Linked DNA regions of Mus musculus: region 2 is linked to region 1. A link is a loop called in an ENCODE intact Hi-C map of the cell type or tissue named here. Cell type or tissue: heart. All regions are shown on one strand. Links, peaks and the distances in the headings refer to the core of each region. The heading gives the core; the rest is flanking DNA.

Evidence for each region. Hi-C counts contacts between places; a loop is a spot of excess contacts. Peaks named below come from ENCODE experiments on the same cell type or tissue, not always from the same donor. Only the 100,000 strongest peaks of a DNase experiment are listed, where the experiment ranks them.
Region 2: it touches region 1 in a loop (2.0-fold over the local background); 2 of 42 quality-filtered maps call a loop at or near these places.

What each region holds. Positions count from the first base shown.
Region 1 is chr3:101,108,400-101,112,783 of GRCm38, reverse strand. It overlaps Ptgfrn (prostaglandin F2 receptor negative regulator), which reads left to right and starts at 2,618. Exons shown (of 9, transcript NM_011197.3): 1 at 2,618-2,692. The coding sequence starts at 2,644. Gm52612 reads right to left here and starts at 3,818. Exons shown (of 1, transcript XM_030252967.1): 1 at 1,044-3,818. The coding sequence starts at 2,874. The coding sequence ends at 2,233. In heart, for the core only: no CTCF peak of the experiment used is centred there; DNase peaks (open chromatin) are centred at 2,383, 2,993 and 3,703; H3K4me3 peaks cover 2,521 bases; H3K27ac peaks cover 3,172 bases.
Region 2 is chr3:100,996,869-101,001,252 of GRCm38, reverse strand. The region is part of intron 8 of Cd101 (CD101 antigen); the gene reads left to right. Among named protein-coding and RNA genes, the nearest start is that of Ttf2, 29 kb to the right of the region's middle. In heart, for the core only: a CTCF peak has its summit at 2,048 (motif pointing right); DNase peaks (open chromatin) are centred at 2,032 and 2,892.

The sequences.
Region 1 (4,384 bases), core at 208-4,207:
ATAGGACCAAGTGCCTGCTGTCATTAATTTGTGCTTATTTTCTGCTACATCAGTGGCTCATTGTGGATTCTCATGATAACAGCTGACTGGTTGCCAATCAGTCAGCTGACAGCCTGGATCCACTTAAGCCTTCTTTGCACTTGCCTTGCCTGGATAGTCTCATTTATTCCTACCAGTTCAGTTGCTCACCACAGTTATTACCGTGATTATAAAATGTCCCATTAGTTTAATAATACTTGGGTGCTGAGATGGGAGGAGAGAATGATTCCCCTCCCCCTTCCATCATGTTATGTGTACACTTACTGTAAGTCCCTCCATGTAGGTTCCATCTAGTGAGTTCCTGGACTGCCTGACTTACTATACAGTTAAGCTTTGGGGAAGGCAGTGAAAAACGTCTCCAGTACTGACTGCTTCCTGGGTGGGTCGTGACTGGACTTTGCACTTGCTGCCACACCCACTAAATTACCCTGTAGGCTATGGGCACTGGCAGCAACTGACTCACCAGGGCTGCAGTTCCAGGGTCTAGCTCAGAGTCTCTTCTCTGACTGCATGTGGAAGGCTTTCCAAGGTCCAGATTTTTGTCTGTTAAACAAAGGGCACAGAACTCCTCTCCAGTGAGGAGGGGATGCAAGTTGACAATGTGTCCGCCTCTTAGATCCTCCAGTTATTAGGCAGAGGTGGAAGCAGTATACATAGTGTGCTGAGCTGACTGTGATCAAGTGCCAAAATGTGCAGGCCAGACGTTAAGCATTCTGGGTGGTCAGAACCCGGAAAGATTGATGAGCTGAAGGCTGAGCTGCTGGAAGAGCCAGGCCTTACGTTTTCCCGTAGTTCCAGCATATTTCAAAACTTAACATGAGGCTCATATTCAGGCTTGATAGAATGGAAAGAAACAAAAGAAAATTGACCTTCCTACAGAAATTCTGGGAAAAAGAACAACAGGAACATGGATAGGGGTGGGGGAAACTCTGGGAAAGGCTTGGTGGCAAGACAGAAATTAAAAGAAAAAAAATATTGAGGGGGAAATATACTCAACACCAAAGTTACCATACCATTTTATCTCTGTTTAATTGTTACCACTTTGTGACAGTAAGTAAACCTCCATTGTTGAACCACCAGGAATTTGTTTATTTTGGTCTTTTGAAACAGGGTCTCCTGTAGCCCAAGCCGGCCTTGATCTCTGTTTGAAGCCAGGGACGGATGACCTTGAGCCCATCCTGCCTCTACCTACAGAGTGCAGTGGAGGTCACCACGCCTGGCTGGGAATACAATTTTAGGAGTCTCTTTCGGAAGGGTTCACACCTGGCCAGTCAGTCGCATGTCAGTTGGCAGAAACGAGAAACGCTTGTGGAAATCAGAACAAGCTTAATGTTCTGCACCAGAGAAGGCAGTTTCCCCAGGAACATCTGTGATTTGTTTTACATATATTAATGAAAGGCCCGGGCGACGGAGGGGGTCACTGGATACCAGTGAGCCTTTCTGAATGTCTGATTCATCCTTGGGACGTTTTAAACAAGGAACGCTGATTTTCCCCCCAGAGCTGTGGAGTCTTTTGTATTCAAATCCAAAGCACAAAACTCTATTGTGGGAGGAAAAAGAGTCTTTAATGGAAACCCAGTTGTGTCCACTTAAAGCAATGAATATAGTCTCAGGCGGCAGACATACCATTTGAAGCACTACGGCTAATAATAGATGGTGTGGGTTTTCTTTTCTTTTCTTTTCTTTTTTTTCTTTTCTTTTATGGGTACCTTAGTTGGAAGTTGTTCTAATTAGTACCACAGGGACCCTGGAGAGGAGGGAGGTGGGCCAGGAAGGAGGCAGGCCCACCCAACTACAGGGTGGTGGGTTAGAGAGCCTTGTTGAATTTGATGCTTGGCTGAGAGTCCCTTGCCAACTCTCCCAAGCACATCAGGCCTCTGGACCATGAGGGGGTGGGAATTCACTGCCTTTGAAGCTCTTTCATTCCTATCTGTGTAATTATTTTTAGCAAGGGCTAAGCAGGTGGCTGGTGGCATGCTTAGCTGGAGACCAGAGGGTGTACGTGTGGGTTGCTGGCTGCGAGACACTCGTGGGGATTCCACCGCGAAGGAATGCCGGGCGTCCCGGGATAGGGCCCAAAAGATGAGGTTTCCAGACAAGTCTTCCAGGCCAACTTTTAAAGGTCGGAGGAAAGTTTTTCGAGGGCTGGGGGCCCGAGGGGAAGGCTGAGTGGGCTCGGGCGTCTCCTCCCCTTTAAGCGGGTGGCCCCAGCGCCTCCTCCGTTACCTGGAGCGGGGAGGGGCTTGGGAAAGTTTGTGTTTGTTGCTGGCAAAGCGCCGGGTGGGAGGCGCGGGCGGGCGGACGCCACGGCTCTTCCCTTTTGCTTTCGGGAGGCGGTCCGGGTTGCTGCGCCCTGGGATCGGCGAGGCCGGCTCCGGGGCCCGGCGGCTGGCGGAGGGCGGGAGAGGAGGAGGAGGAGGGCCGCGACGAGCCAGGTGCGCACGTCCGCGCCGGCGCTGGGCTCGCTCGGCCAGCGGGGAGAGCGGAGCAGGCGCGCGGCCCGGCGGAGCAGCCGACTCTGGAGCAGCCGGAGCTGGAGGAGGAGGAGGAGGAGCGGCGGCGGGGAAGGAGGAGGAGGCGGAGAGTCGCTCCCGCCGGCCGAGCATGGGGCGCCCGGCGCCGAGGCCGCTGCTGCTGGCGCTCCTGTCGCTGGGTGAGTGCGCGTGGGGCGCGGCGGGGCGCGGTGGGGCGCTGGGTCCCGGGGGGGCGCGGCTGCCGCTCGGGGCCTGGGGCACCCGGGGCGCCCGGGGCGGCTCCCGGGAGACCGGGATCCGGAGCGCCGGGCCGCCGGCCGGGCGGGGAGCGATGTGGGGCCGATCTGAGCCCGGTGCACATCCTCCTGGGCCCGCGCTCCCAGTAGCCGGAGCCGCCCGGCCTGACCGAGCCGGGTCCTCACGTGTGCCGGGGGAGTGGCTCGTGGCCGGTTCTCCCACAGCGCTCTCTACCTGTTGGCCACCGTGAGCCGGGCTCACCTTGAACTCCCGGCCCCGGAAGGTGCGGGCGGCCCCGGCCCGCGTACCCGGCTGGGCGGAAATGTGAGCCTTTGCTGTGTCCCGCCATAGCCGAGGCCGGTCGGGATCGCTCTTCATTCGCTAGCCCATGCTGAGTTGCTTTTCCAGGGAAGCAAGAGAATCCAACTTCCTTCCACGAAGGTCACTGGGTAGCCCAGCGTTACTGTGACAGTCTTGTACCATCCCTGCCATCTAGCCAAATCTGCCTCAGTGTTGCCTTCCAGCGTCTCCTGAAGCTAGCTAGGCTCGGATTTATACACAAAGACCCGAGAGCCCAGCTTTTCCAACTTTTCTACCTGTTACTTCCCTCGTTACTGCCCCCTTCTCCTTTACCCTCTGGAAACCCTTGGTGTCTCTCAGTGGTTTGGCCCAGTATCCCCTCACCCACCTAAGGAATCTTTCCTGGGCTCCCCCCCCCTCCATTTTCCATTCACTCCTTACACAGACACCATCTTCACATAGATACACAGGGTGATCTTAACCAGCCACTTGATGTATTTATTTAATGCCTGCCTTGGTTCAGGAAGGCAGATCCCCAAGTGTGGTTATATGCGTGGTTCCCTGTGACCAGTGGCATCTAGGACAAGCAGAATTCCAGACCCAGCCCTGGGTTCCCTTCCAAGCCCCTGCAGACGATGTATCTCAAGCTTTCCCAGAGCACGTGGTGTGTGTTGCCTATCCCAGCCTGGCCTCAGCTGCACAGGGGCTAAATGACTGCACTTCTGATGGTGTGAGGATCCCCGTGGGGACCTCCTGCCACCACTCCCCTTCTGCTGGCATTAGGACTTTACTGTCCCAGCTCCCCATGAGTCCTGGCTGCCTGTGAACTAGCCTTTCTGGCTGCTACTGTGATACTTCACCTCCGAGGGGTTTTCTGGAAATGACTCCCTCTAAGAACTCCCCTAGACATAATTCTCCAGCCACAACCCATGTACAGAAAACATCCAATAGTCTTCTGTGGTTTCTGATCTGCCAGGCATCAGTCTTTGCAAGTTGTGTATTTGTTGCATATTGCTGGGGACAGTCGCCACCATTTAATTGGCTTATACGTCTGGGTCAGGCAGGGCCATGGCCTATGGTTGCACAGATTCCTGGGGCACCACTCCCATCTGCTACTCACTTTGTGGTTTATGTGACTGACTCTCCCTAGAGTGGTCAGTGTGTAGTCTGTGGATGTACCAGTTGAGAGGGTAGCGTGAGGTAGAAGTTTAAAAAGGATGCCCTTGGGGGCCTAGGGTTGTAGCTCTGTGCTTGTTTATCTTTGCCAGGTTTTGGATTCCATCCCTCAGACCAAGTGAATAAACAAACCACAGCCAGCAGCCCAGGGTCGGGAA
Region 2 (4,384 bases), core at 231-4,230, 110 kb after region 1:
TGAGGAGGGTGAGTTCCATTGTGTCTGCATTTTGGAGGAACCAGCAATGGGTGCTTATGCTGGGCTCACTTTCTCCTTCTTTAGAATCTGAGTCTAAGGAATGATGCCACCCACAGTGGGCAAGCCTTCACACCTCAGTTAACATGATCAAGATAACCCTCCACAGAATTGCCTGTTTCCTAGGTGATACCAGATTCAGTCAAGCTAAGGACTCTAACCATCACACATACCTACGTAATATGCTTATACCCATCTATGTGGCAGACTGTTTTAGTTTGCTCAATAAGTAATCGTATGAGATCTGAGCACACAAAAGTACCTATGGCAGAGGTCGTTCCCACAGAGTGGGAAGAGTCGAACCTGCTGTGCTGAGCATCATCAGAGAAATAGTCCCGGGATGCAGAGAGAGCAACTGAACTGGAGTGAAGGGTCAAGGATGGATGCTATCTGGGAAGGTCCCCTATAATATGGATGAATGGGAAGAAGGAAAACTATTCTAAGGAATGGTATACAAGATGGCAAAAAGATCTAAAACTCCATGCCAGAGCAAGGGACCCTCAGTGGTAGAGAATGCCTGGATCTCAATGCACAAGACTAAGCGATGGGAGAACGGGTGTGGGAATAGCACAGAGCTAAGATGTGCTTGGTGTCTAAAGTGAGGGAGAGGTGCTTTATCATGGCAGTTATGGGTGCTACTGCATAGGTTCAGGTGCAGCGGCGACACCCTCAGAGTCACATTTAGAAGGTTCCCATTGAGTGGAGCAGTGAAGCTGAGGTGAAGGGAGGCTGACAGAGCAGGGTGAGCTACATGAAACTGTAGCCAAGATGAGGGGAGATGGAGGCCTGAGCTCGGGCGGTGCTAGTGAGAAGGAGGGACGAGTGAACAGTCAAGTGTTTGGAGGTTGCTAGCTAGCTAGACATCTGTGGTCAGTGAGTGAGCAGAAGAGGCAAATCAGTATTGGGGCTTGGGTGGATCACGAGACCGTTTACCAAGCAAAACCAAACCCAGGCTTAGAGCGGGAGATTTTTCTGATATGTGCAAGTTGAGCTGGACCGCAACTCAAAAAGAGTTTCTAAGAAGCGTTTATCTGGGAAATAGTGGGAATTCCAAGGGTGACCCACACCTAACTTGTACACTAGGAGATATCAATGTATGGCCAGTAATGATGCTCAGGGGAGGACCCCCGAGGTAAAGTGCCAGGCATCAGTGGGTATCAGGTATCAGTGGGTATCAGGAGGTGAGAGAAACTCAAGAGAGGGAAAAGTACAATAGGCTGCTTAAGATAAGAATGGGAGATGCCTCAGGGCTTAAAAAAAAAAACAGCTGTGTAACCATGGTAACTAGAGTTCAGGTCCTAGGACCCCTGCAACAAGCCAGGCATGACCTCATATGCACGTGTGATTCTATTGGTGACAAAGTAGGAAAGCTCTCTGGGGTTTGCTGGTTGCCAGCCTAGGCAAAAAGTAACATGAGCTACAGGAGAGACCCTGACTCAAGAGGACAAGGCAGAGGCACACACAGAGAGAGAGAGAGAGAGAGAGAGAGAGAGAGAGAAAGAGAGAGGGAGAAAGAGAGAGAGAGAGAGAGAGAGAGAGAGAGAGAGAGAGAGACAGAGACAGAGACAGAGACAGAGACAGAGACAGACAGAGAGACAGCGACAGAGAGAATGGGAACATCTTCACTGGATCTAACATGGTAAAGGCAGAAAAGCTATATGAAAGTCAGCCTGAGGAGGCTGAAGAGTGAGGAAGCTGACAGGCTAGGTGTAAGGTAATTTCTCAAGAGCTGTAAAGGTCAGGAGAGAAAACCAGAAGAAATGGCAGGGAACATTGATACATGAGGTTTAATTATTTGTCCTGCTTGAGGTTCAAGTCGGTAGGCTCGGGGGCATGTTTACAGTACACAGAGGAAGAGGCAGCAGGGTTGGATGGAGATGCAGTCCTGACAGCGGCCCAGCATCTCCTCCTAATATCCTTCCTGGTCTGCATCTGAGCCCTTGTGGTTCTCCGTCATCACCCTGCAGCTACCTGTACCATACAGATCACCACTAGGGGGCACCCAAGACAGGCACAGATGTTTGCTGGCGTTGACTCAGTTGACTCCTGCTGACTGCCAGCTCTGCATGTTGGTAGACTCCAAATCAAAGACAGCTTATAACGGCTCCTCACTTCACCACCTCCCCTATTTGGCCACACCAGATGGGGTTAGCTTTAGAACTCCACGAAAGAGCCATGGATCACGTGGCTTGAGTGGAGGCAGAGCAGACATATCCTGGACCTAGTTCCTCCCTCCCCCCACCCCCAACTGTCTCTTTACAGTGACTCTCTAAGGTGAGTGCTATAAGGCTGAGCCTTTTTGTCTCACCTCAGATCCTAAGTACAAATGTGTTGCCTGGTTTTTTTTTTTTTTTTTTTTTTGTTTGTTTTTTTTCTGAGTTAAGGTTTCATGCTCCCAGGCTGTTTGAACACATGCTATGTAGGATAATCGTGAACTTGTGATCTTTCTGCCTCTACCTCCTCAGTGCTAGGATTACACATCTGCCCTATCACAGCATACATATATACACATATATACACAGCACACATAGACAACACGAGGGTTCAGACCCAGATTTTTGTGCATGCATGCCAGACAAACGCCTTACCTAAATGTTGTGTTCTGAAAAATTGTCTTGATGCAGTGGTAGGCCAGACCACTGTATCTCTGTTTTTATTTAGATAAGAATTTATTAAGGAATGGATTCTTAAAGGAGGCATGCATTCCTCCCACACTGGAGTTTCTAGAGAGGCCATTTGTTTCTTCTCCTCGGCATACTCAACAAGGTCTGGCACGAGGCACTGAGCTAACACTTGAGAGAATGAACAAGCACTCCTTCAATTAGGTTAAAACAGGAAGCTGTCAGGGGCCGCCTACACTTGCTGCAGAGATCCAAACCCCACTTTTAGTTCTTGGCAGGAGCCAGATCTCTCAAGTGACCTCATATGGCCCAAGTTCTGAATGGAGGTAGAGAGAGGCTGAAAACACCTCTCTCTCTCTCTCTCTCTCTCTCTCTCTCTCTCTCTCTCTCTCTCTCAAGTCAGCATTTCCTCAGAAATGTCCAAAAGCAAAGCTCTTCCTGGTGTGCCTGGACATGGGCAGAAGGAAGCAACTTCTAAACGATTGCTCAAGACGAAGTGAGTTCATTACGTCTTTGGCTCCATTCTGCAGGCCTTGTTCTTTGAGTCTGGGGCACTTAGTCGGATTGATTCAAAATGCCAAACTGTAATGGTTTCGTGTGTCACCAGCTCTCTTCCAAATCTGGGTGAGAGGCAGATGGTGGGAAATGGGCACCGCAGGATCCGGAGCAACCAGTGCCCTCCCCTGAGAGGTCATTTAGAAGCACCAGAGCTGACAGTGGCTCACACTTGGCCAACTCAGCACTGTGCAGAGGGCCCTGTGCTGCCCTTTGGTGGCAGACTGCACTAAATGGAGTTGTCTCCTCCCAGGAAGGCAGTTCCTTCATGCTGAAGGCTAGCGTCTTGGGGGCAGAATAACCCAGTGCCACATTTCTTCCTGCATCCTGTGTGCCCGTCCCTGTCACCATCATCATATGCCATCCCAGCATCTGTGAGACTCACCACAGACTCACCTCCTGATTCCCTCCCACCCGACTAGAAAGAAAGCCAGCAGATTAGTTCCCTTGCTGTTGCTATGATAAAACACCGTGACCAGGGTAACTTATAGAAGAATTAATTTGTTTGGGCCTATAATTCCAGAGGGTTAGACGCCATGATGGCAGAGCAGAGGCAGCAGGTAGTGGGTATGGCAGCTGGCACAGACAATGAGGGCTCACATCCTGAACTACAAGCACGAAGCAGAGAAAGTGAACTAGAAGGGCAGTATGGCTCCTTAAACTCTCAAAGCCTGCCACAGTGACATATTTCCCCCAGCACGGCCATACTTCCTACTCCTCCCCAGGCAGCACCAACAACTGAGGACCAAGTGTTCAAACGCCTGAGATAGATGGGGTTATCTTACTCAAATCACCGTAGCCAGGGTCTCCAAAGCACTTGACTTTCCCTGTGGAGGGTGAGATTTAGCCATGGAAGAACATGAGAAGTCCATTGTGGTTGTTGGCTTCCCATCTCTGGGACAGAAGACCTGAGATAACTTCTAAGGAAGAAAGGAATATTTTTGTCTCATTGTTTTGGAGTTTTCAGGGCATGGTTGGTTGGTCTATGGCTTCCGTCTGGCAGCAAGATGGATAAGAGGGGAGGGTGTGGCACTTCAAGAACCTTCTCACCTCTTGGCATCCTGGAAGCAAAGAGAAAAAGGGGAGGGAGGGAGGGAGGAAGAATAAGAATGAATGAATACCAGAACTCTACTGTCCCCTTTAAGGCTGTG